2 separate regions of the Homo sapiens genome follow, and region 1 is linked to region 2. The links are chromatin loops, found by intact Hi-C in ENCODE. Cell type or tissue: IMR-90. All regions are shown on one strand. Each heading gives the region's core, and the rest is flanking DNA. Links, peaks and the distances in the headings are about the cores only. Region 1 has its middle 95 kb from the start of CDCA7. Region 2 overlaps RAPGEF4 (Rap guanine nucleotide exchange factor 4).

Evidence for each region. Peaks named below come from ENCODE experiments on the same cell type or tissue, not always from the same donor. Only the 100,000 strongest peaks of a DNase experiment are listed, where the experiment ranks them.
Region 1: a loop joins it to region 2, with 9 times the contacts of the local background. A loop is called at or near these places in 15 of 110 quality-filtered maps.

The regions. Positions count from the first base shown.
Region 1 is chr2:173,446,803-173,452,185 of GRCh38, reverse strand. No RefSeq gene overlaps it. Among named protein-coding and RNA genes, the nearest start is that of CDCA7, 95 kb to the right of the region's middle. RefSeq lists an enhancer at 856-925. In IMR-90, for the core only: a CTCF peak has its summit at 2,795 (motif pointing right); a DNase peak (open chromatin) is centred at 2,825; H3K4me3 peaks cover 186 bases; H3K27ac peaks cover 260 bases; H3K27me3 peaks cover 590 bases.
Region 2 is chr2:173,025,071-173,030,453 of GRCh38, reverse strand. It overlaps RAPGEF4 (Rap guanine nucleotide exchange factor 4), which reads right to left. Exons shown (of 31, transcript NM_007023.4): 24 at 3,757-3,882; 25 at 3,195-3,373; 26 at 200-290. Among named protein-coding and RNA genes, the nearest start is that of MAP3K20, 48 kb to the left of the region's middle. In IMR-90, for the core only: CTCF peaks have their summits at 1,734 and 2,803 (motif pointing left); DNase peaks (open chromatin) are centred at 1,603 and 2,793; H3K27ac peaks cover 1,217 bases.

The sequences.
Region 1 (5,383 bases), core at 63-5,062, 420 kb before region 2:
TATCTGTCTAAGATGTGCCCTGGATATTACAGAGGAGACAAAGGATAAAGAGTGGCAAACCATGAATTATCCGAAATAATCCATATTGTTAAAGGTTGGCTCCTGAGAAAGTCTGGTCACTGGCAGCTTTCTCATTTGCCATTCATCTATTGTTAATTTCATCTTTTGTATATATTCAAATTTTTTCCCTGGGTTAACATGTGTTGGGAGAATGTCTCTTCTTGTTCCCTGCCATTGTAGGAGGCATGTTTTTTTGCAACCAGCAGCTTTCCATGCCTTTCTTTTATTTTGGTAACTGGACGTAGAGTGGGCCAAGAAAGCATCAACCCACTGCTAATTAAACAGATTTATCCAACTGGATATTGTTAGGAGAATTTAAAATATAAATTGATGAGTGCTTGTTTGGTGCCATTTGAAGTAAAAACTGAAAGGATTTATGGGCTGAGAAGAAAAAGTCTCAGTGTCTCAGATGAAAGCCAGAAAATTTAATGAATTTAAATGTATCCCACCAGGGTGGCCATATTTCTTCTCACTGTGAGACACTGATGCCTCTCAAATTAATGGAAGCAAATTACTATCTTAATCTGACAAATCTATCACTGTTTTATCAAATCAGTTTGCTGGCTCTCAAATAGATCGGGGGAAATAGTAGAGGAGTATCAATGGACTTCTTTCAAAAGAGTCGTGGGCACCCAATACTCTAAAAGACCGTCCTGAGCTCTGCTGTCTTAGACTCACTTCCTCAGACAGAGGTCTTTATGCAAAAATACCTGTAGGAACAAACTCTAGGCAATACCACACTCGAAGCCCACAGAGGGCTGGACCTCTGCCAGCATTTTCTGTCTGTTGCTCTACCTTTTCCGACATAATGAATCTGTGGCCTCCAGAGAACATTTACGAGGACTGTGAACACAGGACGCCTGTGGGGAGACCTGGCTCTCCTGAGCAGCTTTCACTTTATATGCGAGCTCCTTTGCAAGCCAGACCCCCATGCAGCCTGTTGAGAAACCACATTGCCATAACTAACCCGTCAAGTAAATTCTACCACCCCATGGTGGAAATGCTCAATGTGTCTACTCCAAACCTTCTTTGTGGAAATACTTGTGCCATTTATTTGGAGGCATCCTATAGCAAACCGAAGCGTTGGGGATTCTGTAGCCATGTGGAAATGCATGTGCTTCTGTACTTACTTCCATGATGACAGAAGCCAACCACGTAAGTGTCACAGAAACACTGCCATCTCTGCTTCTCTGGCAAATTGGACAATTAAGGCTTATTTCCTACAAGTATGTCTTTCTTTCTTAAGTTGTGTGTTCTTAGTACTTAAAAATGTTTTGATAGTTAGCCCATTAAATATTACCATTCTGGAGGTGGAATTTGCTTTAAAATGTTTCTTTTCCCTTTTTTTTTTCTTTTTTTTTTGCTTCTGCTCTATTCATATACTCTTTCATATTTTCTTTCCTTCTAGTTTTTCTTCTTTTCTTCAATACACTCTCCTTCCTGCCTCTTTCGGAAAAATCTTCCTGTCTTCTTGTCCTTCCTTCCTTCCCTCTTTTCCTTTCTCATTTCATTCTGTTTTTCTTTCTAGTATTTTTTCTACTGCATTTTTCTGAGTTAAGAATAAATCTAATTACTACGATTTTTTAAAAAGATAATTATTTTAAAGCAAACTATTAACTGTTCCTGTAAAAAAATGGTCTGTTACAATAAGCTCTGTGTTTACAGTTTAAAATTTATTTTGGAATAATCAGTGTCTGCATTTGTAAGTTCTGTTCATTTCTCTCTCTTTGGTATTGTACTAATAGCCACTTCATTATCATTTTAAATAATTCTTTGGTATAATTCATTATTAAATGTTGTTTTGAGAATTGTTTTCTCCAAGACTATTTTATTACCATCATGAAATTCATTTAATTAGTATGCTTGTAAAATTAGTACAAATTTTAAAAATAAAATGTAGAGATGTTACTAAGACTCGTTGCTTTAAAATATACTGCTGTCTTTTGGCGGGGAAATCTCAGAACATGAATAAAAATATTAAGAGTATATATGTTCTTCAATCCAGGAATCCCATTGCTAGGACTTTATCCTAAGGAAATACAAATATGGCAAGCATTCACCACTAGAATATTTGTTACAGCACTGTTTATAATAGCTATAAAGTGGAAATAACCTCAATGGCCCAAAACTGAATACTGGCTAAAAAAGTTAGGGTCATCCATTATATAAATTATCATACACCTGTTAAAAATTATATTGTAGGCCGGGCACGGTGGCTCACGCCTGCAATCCCAGCACTTTGGGAGGCCGAGGTGGGCGGATCACGAGATCAGGAGATCGAGACCATCCTGGCTAACACGGTGAAACCCCGTCTCTACTAAAAAATACAAAAAAATTAGCCGGGCGTGGTGGCAGACGCCTGTAGTCCCAGCTACTTGGGAGGCTGAGGCAGGAGAATGGCGTCAACCCGGCAGGCGGAGCTTGCAGTGAGCCGAGATCCCGCCACTGCACTCCAGCCTGGGCGACAGAGCGAGACTCCGTCTCAAAAAAAGAAAAAGAAAAAAATAAATATACATATATATATATATATAGTAGAAGAATATTTTTCATCATATGAGAAAATGTTTTGAGTATATTTTGAAGTAAATAAAACAGTTTACAAAATAAGATACATGTTGTGATCTCAGTTTAGTAGTACATTGCCTCTCACCTCCAAATCTACTTTCATGACCTGTTTTGCTTTCATAGGCTGGACCCTTCAAGCATTTTTTCCTTTGCAGCGAGAATGAGGTTTAGCTTGTCGGTAGAGGGCGCAGGAGAGACACTGCAGGAGGAAGAAGCTACCCCACGAGCCCCGCCCAAGGTTCCCGGACGTCCGTCGGACGGCCGTTGTTTTTCTACTTGCTCCTAGCGCACCACTGCCAGAAGCCTCTGCCCCTGCCACACACCCAGAGCATGCAGTTTCTCTGCAAGTTCTCAGAGAGCCCCAGCCGGTGACCCCCAACAGAGACACCACTCACCCCGGGCCTCTATCTGTCCTGCCAACAAGATGACTCTTTGTGCCCTGGCTGTCTCTGAGGACCTGCCCTGCAGACATATGTTCCCCCTTTTCCCTGCAACCATGCACCAGTTCTGTCTCAGGCAGCCAGGAGAGCTCCACCATTCAATGGAGCTGAGAATCTCTTTTCCCTCACTGTCTGAATCCGTCGTGGGGAAAAGGACCTCCTTCAAAGTGGTTCCTCCCGATTTTCATCCTCAGCCCTAGGATATTGTTTAGAGCATTGTTTTCACCTTCCTAGTTAGGCCTACGTTATAGTTAACAATTATTTATAATAAATTTTCCCTGTTCAAATTACTGTGTGGTTTCTGTCTCCTGATTGGCCTATGACTAATAAACATGTTTATGTAGAAGAGAGGAAAAAAAAGACTGAAACAAAAAGCCAAAACGTTAACAGTGGTTAACTCTGGGTAGTATAATTAGAGGTTGTTTTTATTCTGGCCTTTGTGATTTGCGATATTTTCCATAATATTTTGTAAAGAGCTTTTATTTCATTTACTTATTTTAGTTTCTATTTCTAAGACTATTGTGCTACCTATTTACCTGTGTAGCAAACCTGCATATTCTGCACGTGTGTCCCGGAACTTAAAGTAAAATAAAATAAGATTATTGTGCTAGCAAAAGTTGAGTCTTGATAGTATATGTTGTTGCTACAAAATTCAGATTCAAAACCAAAATGATCGTGTTAGTTTGTCTTTTCAGTGAGCAAATTGGGTGAAGCTTGCCTGACAGTGGGACCACACAGAGCCATGTAATTCCTACTAAGAACTGGCCTCTATACAGGGATCACCCACTCTCAGCTCCCTGAACCTTGGGTTTTAATGTCTGAACTCTGGTTTTAAAGTCAGCCTTTTAAAAAAATTTTTTTCTTATTTAACTGAAATTGCTGATCTCTGTATCATTCCAATTTTAATATATGTGCTGCCAAAGTGAGCACTAAAGTCACCCTTTTAATGCAAAAGTATTAAGAACTGTTTTTGTAAATAGTACGGCGATTTTTTTATTTTTATTTTTATTTTTGAGACAAGGTCTCACTCTGTCACCCAGGCTAGAGTGCAGTGGCATGATCACAGCTCACGGCAGCATCAACCTCCCAGGCTCAGGTGATCCTCCCACCTCAGCCTTCCTAGTAGCTGGGACTAGAGCTACAGCCACAGCCACACGCCACCATGCCCAGCTAATTTTTTGTGTGTGTGCGGAGATGGAGTTTTGCCATATTGCGCAGGCTGATCTCAAACTCTTGGGCTCAACTGATCCACCTGCCTTGGCCTCTCAAAGTCCTAGGATTACAGTTGTTAGCCACAACACCCAGACCAATGATTTTTAAGAGTACTATATTCATCTTGAAAAATACATCATGCAATGTTATTGCAGCCTTCTGCTTTTTAGAGAGACATTTCTATACAAATAGCAAATTGGCTTGTTGCTGTTTCAGCAGAAGTACCACTAATGTAAGAAGGAAGCCATGGTAGGCAAAATTCAAAGATAGCTTTCCAGATACTCAGCCTGCAGTACACACTCCTTCTCCCAGTTATTCAATCAAACACTGCCATGAAAGGATTTTTGCAAATGTAATTAAGGTCCCAAGCCAGTTGACCTTAAGATAGGAAGATTATCCCAGCGGGCCTGACATAATTATATGAGCCCTTTAAAAGTAGAGGATTTTCTCTGGCTAGTTGCAAAAGAGGATCAAGTCAGGTTGAGAGCCCAAGGGGGATTCAACTTCACCATGTGTGAATTTTGAAGATGCAGGAAGCCAAGTGGTGGGGAATGTGGGCAGTCTCCAGGAGGTGAAAACAGCCCCAAGCTGACAGCCAGAAAGGGAACAAGGACCTCAGTCCTGCAGCCACAAGGAACAGAATTCTGCCAACAATCTGAAAGAGACTGGAAGCCCAGGCCTCCAGATTAGAATACAGTGACTAAAAAGCAAACATTGGATCTAGCTGGATGCCACTTATTTTCCAGTGTTCAGTGACACAGACTATAAGCCCCTTGAAGGTACAACATATTCCTTGGGATTATGACCCTTAATTCCCATACATCCATATGGTTGTCCTTGTTGAATAACCCTTCCCCACTACCAACACACACAGTGTTCTGGATTAGGGATTAATATTCTGGATTACAGAGTCTGTGGATTAGTGGTTGGCCGTACTAGATTGCTTTTCTTCCCTTGAGGATATGTTTACAAAGAGTGACTTCATGGTGAGCAAAGACTTGAGATATGACTAGTACTTCTCATATTTTGGTTATGGTTCTGAAATGGAATCATCTCTTATTCAGTAATAGGTCTCTGTTTTCTAACATTCTTTTACCTCTGTTTCC
Region 2 (5,383 bases), core at 193-5,192:
ATACACAAAAGGACAATATCTTTTAAAAATTCTCCCTCTGAGGCAACTGGAAAAAGGAGACAGGTCACCTCCCTCCAAGTGTCCCACCTTTCCCATTGTTATACTAGTGTGAGTGATATTTCTATTAAAAAGCTCACTGGTGAGCCTGTGTTTTTATTCCTAAGGCAAAAGTCACAGCTGGATCCTAGCTGAAGCTTACCTCCCACGTTAGTGCCAAGCGGCTCACAGCAACGTTACTTAGTCCCATGACGATGGCAAAAAAGGAATTCAGATTTTTATACTCCTTACAGCTGAAACACAGGAGATGCGTGTTTGAGTAAAATGTTACTTCTGTGTGAGATAAAAAAAATTAGAGTTCTATTTTCTGATAGTCATTAATATTTGTCAGGGCTCATTTATGAGAACAGGCAATGATAGATTTAATGTACTGTAAAAGTTCCACTTGGGTGACCATGTTCTGCTGTTTGATTTCTCACTGTGTTTTTAGAAAGTTGAAGACGTTAGCCATTGAGGTTTGGGATCTGAGAAGGAACTTAAAGACACCTACCTTAGGGGTTGTTATTATAATCCCAAACTTGCTAAAAGCCTTGTTGGACCGAGAGGGAAATATCTCATGGGGTAAGAAAAAAAGTGAAGTGCCCTTGGAGATTTCTAGACCTTTAGCCTGAAGGTGGATATCCTCCTCTGGCAGCTTGAGAGGGCACTAAGGGAGTCTCACAGCTGCAGCCACCATGGCTTCTACCTGCCATGCAAATGCTACTTGTTTGTTGAAAAATATCAACTTATAAGGTGTGATCTCTATAGGCTGGGCACTCAATCTCAAGGAATTTTAAAGCTGAGAAGTAACCTAAACAACTGACCAAGAAATAACCTTCTCTGTGTTTTACTGACATCAATGAAGCTGATCATTTTGAATCTGTACTTACGCCATTATTAGCTTTTATGAATATATGTTTGGGAATGAGACATGTGGAAAAAAACAGAAATTCTTATTAGAATGGTGATGTTTAACACAGGTACTTGGTTTAACCATTTTTTAGAAAGAGAAACCCCAAACTTCTTCATACCAGGTCCCTGAAAAGGGAAAGAATTCATTTTGCAATACGCATAAATCCTTCATCCTGAATCAATATGGTTATCGAAATTGACCATATCATAATGAAATCCTGTTTGGATTAACATTTTTGAAAAAGACTAAATTGTTGCATTTGCTACCCATTGCAAAGGTAGCAAAGAGTAATTCTTAAATTGTCTGTGTGGAGATGGAGAACATATTTCAGAGAAGCTAGTGTGTATGGTCCCACTGGTGAGAAAGCAAGTGAGGCCTTTGGTGTGCTGGGACAATGGGTCTGAGTTCAGGAGCTGAAGGTTATTTAGAAGACACCTGGGGCTAAAGGCAGGTATACAATCGCATCTATGTGTTTGCCTCTGTCCTTTATGTGATCTTGAAAGAACAAATGCAGGGCTGTAGACCTGCCTTTCTAGTCACTGCCTTGTTATCAGCTAACTTTATTACCCTATGTAAGTCATGAAATTTCTCTATGCCTCCACGAATGTAAACAGAGGAATAAGAACATCTGCTTCCACCAACTTCACACAGTTCTGGGCAGGCAAAGAGCTTAAAACAAATATGTTGAAGTTCTCTAAAAATATAAAGTAAAACAGATGCTACTGTCACGAGGTTTCAACCTCATTCTTGTAGATCTCGGATTTAAAAAGTCTACAGTCTTCTTCAGCTGGGCTGTGTAAATAGCTTCTCTACAGGACGGCAAATGTAGCACAGGGCTTAATAATGGTTAAATAACATAAACTAATTTATACTGAAGGCCAAGTCCACCTACTCATTCACCTAAACAGAAGGGAGAGGGATAAGAAAAGCAAAAATATATATATATAAAAAAAAGTCCTGGGTGTTCTGAAAGGCTCTCCCATGTTGCCTCTGTAAAATAACAGGATCAGGCCCCAAAAGATTTTCTGGCTTCCCACATTTGTGTGCAGATTGCCTCTCTCTTCTTGTTGCATTGGGCACTGCCAGGCTAAGGTGAAGAGAGAGAGTGTGCTTCTTCTAACGGGAAAGCACATCTTGTCATAGTTTCCATAATCAGCTCATTCCAAATATGTGAAGGCATTTGTCCCTTGCCATAAGGCTGTGCAGACTACCAGGGAAGTGGCTATACTCTGAACCAGAAATTCACAGGCACCATTTTACCAAGCCTTTCTTAAAATAGCCAGCTTTGCCATATTAACAGATAGCAGCTTTTGAATCCAAGGGATTTGGTATTCTATTGAACCCTCAAGTTGTTGGCAAATAATTCCAGGCATCTGGCAAACTGATATCTATAAAATGTCAAGCAGCCTTTACTTCTTTGTTTAGCCCAGGAAATCAAACTCCATGTTTGATTTTGGGTCAAGAAAATTGTCTAGCTGGGGTCACTTGTGCTCTCAGCCTTCCTGTGTGCTAGAGCTCCCTGCATTTAGAAAGGAAAGAAGTCTCACAGCCATAGGCCACATTTAGCATTTTATTTTTAGCACTGTGGTGATACCAAAAACATGGAAGTAAACAGGAGGTTGTCAGGCATATCTAAATAGCAGGAGAAGATTAAATTCATGTCAGGGAGAACTCTAACTGGCCCCTGTAGTAAAAAAATTGTTTCCCATGAAGTGCTGTTTAATAGAATATTTATAAGATAGATGCTTCTTTTTCTGATGTTTGTAGTGATGATTTTCATGTACCAGGTTAGCTCGCATGCATTTTACCGATTTAATTCTGTCTGGGCTGGATGTGCTGCTGTACATGCATGCTGCACTGCCCTCTACTGGTGAGAATGTGTCATGCTGGACATTGACTTCAAGATCTTTTCAACTGAACTTTCGAAGTATAAGGGAACTTGGTTTACGGAAGGAATTTTAAACTAAAGGAGGCAAAACCGTCTGAGTAGAAAGCAAAGAGCAAAGAGAGGTCACAACTTCGACTCCAGCATCAGTGCTGTAAAGAAGTTAATTTATCTATTGATGTTAAATGCTACAAAATATAGGAGAGATCCATTACAAGAGTTTGGTTATTCCTAAGACCCTGTGTTTGGCCCTCTAGCAGTTCCTAGATCCTGCTTTTCTTTTTAAGGTGTAGTCTAAGAAAACAAAATGAAAACACAGCTCAACATTTTTTTTTCTCTTTCCAAGCTAAATATACTTACTGGGCTGCTATCTTAATAAATTTTTTTAATAGCTGAACACGCTTGCTGAGCTGAGAACAAAGGCAGATCTCAGTGACGACCCAAAACTGAATTTCATTAAATCTCCTCAGGAACAAATCCAAGTTTGCTGTGGTCTTTTTAAAATTATGCCTTCCAAATGTGTGATAGATTAGCTCCAGCTAGAAAATAAAGGAAAACAATTTTGCTTATTTTTTTTTAAATCAAAACACCAGCAGGTTTCTCTATTTGTCAAGACAGTGTTTTACTGGTCAGCAAATGTGAAGTCAATCAGACTTGAAGGGCTTCCATGAGGTTTGTTAAATATATAAATATAAACTAGGTTTTACTGGCTTAATATACACAGGAAGACACGGCATACTGTAAAGATTTTTCTTTAATACTCAAAGGCTTTATAGCATGCTTTATTTATAAGCTCAGTATGCAAAAAAATGGTCATGTGGTTTCCATATTGTAGCACATATTAGCACTTACAAACTAAGCAATGCCAGCAGCCTTTATCCTTGCTATCTCAGCTACTAACACATCTGATCCTGCATCTTACCTCATGCACGCAGTTGAAGAGTTCCCAATCATAAATTGTCATCTGGTATGCTAAATCTTTGGAGCTCATCAGTTCAAAAGTTCCCACTGTTCCAACAGTTGGGCCTTCCTGTTCTGGTAAGGGAGTCTATGAATAATAATGCAAAAACATATCAGAAACTCAACACAGACAAGTATTTAGCACTAAAAGCTTTCAGGAGTTTCTGAGGGGAAAGGATTCTGGAGATGGACGCTTTCAGGAATATCTGGAAACTCTGAGGAGAGATGCCTCTGCTCGCAACGCTAGTTGCTTTAGTGTCGTCTGTAAGTCACCAATCATCATTACCATCAATTCCACTGACTGAAAAATGTGAACCGCGGCAAATAAGATTCAGTGAAGAGTGACCTGCAGAGGTTCTCTTCTCTCACACTCAGGCCTGGGAGGTCCCTGGAAACTCTTCTTTTCCCTGGTAAAAATGGAAGAAGTCCTGGGAGACCTTTTTTCTCCTATTTCTCACTGAAGCTGCTGTAAAGCAGGTAACGGCATGGCAGTTTGGGACGTTCATCCACAGTGCTACTTCCTGCTGCCGGTGGCCATGGTAACACTGCTGCCTCTCCATCTCTTGGGACACACTGCCTGGGGTCATGAGGGAATGGAAAGCTCTGTGAACTGAGGTTACACATGATGTCTGATCCCTCTACTCTTGGGCAGATGTTGAGCTGAGGATGTTATTCGCATGGTTATGGTGTTTTGGGCTAGACATTAGAAAGCCAACGTCTGCTACTTTCTGGAAGACCCCTCACTAAAAGTTTCCATCTGACTTGCTTATCTCAGTTTTATTTTATGAGAAATGATCTAAAGTGTTTTTACTTAGTGAGATGAATGATATGCATATATAGGAAGCACACGTATAATGCAATAGATTTATATATAAATAGGCAACACACACATTACAAAGTTCCAAAAGTCACAAAAGTGGCTGGCACAGTGGCTCACGCCTGTAATCCCAGCACTCTGGGAGGCCAAGGCGGGTGGATCACCTGAGGTCAGTAGTTCAAGACAAGCCTGGCCAACATGGCGAAACCCTGTCTCTACTGAAAATACAAAAATTAGCTGGGCGTAGTGGCATGTACCTGTAGTGCCAGCTACTCGGGAGGCTGAGGCAGGAGAATCGCTTAAACCCAGGAGGCAGAGGTTGCAGTGAGCCGAGATCGTGCCACTGCACCCCAGCCTGGGCGACAGAATGAGACTCCATCTCCAAAAAAATAAAATAAAATAAAAAATAAAAACAAAATGATGCTAACTATATTTAGATACTATCCATGTCAGAAGTCCTAATATTATACAAGTTCCATCATCATTTTCATCATCATCACTGTATTCTACAAACTCCCACTGCATTCTGGGCACTAGAGAAATTACATGTTCTGCAGGTAGACGGTGCTTGCATTTGGAAGTTTACAGTCTAAGAGAGGACCAAGCAAGGTTACAGTTGAAGGGAATCAACCCTGTCTGGCCCATACAGCACTCCACAGAGGCAGCATCTGCTGCTGGTCCTTATTTGCAGGTATAAAGGGACAGAAGCAACAACACATGTGACACCCAGGTACAGAGATAAACAGGAGGGGAACATGAATGAATTTTTGGG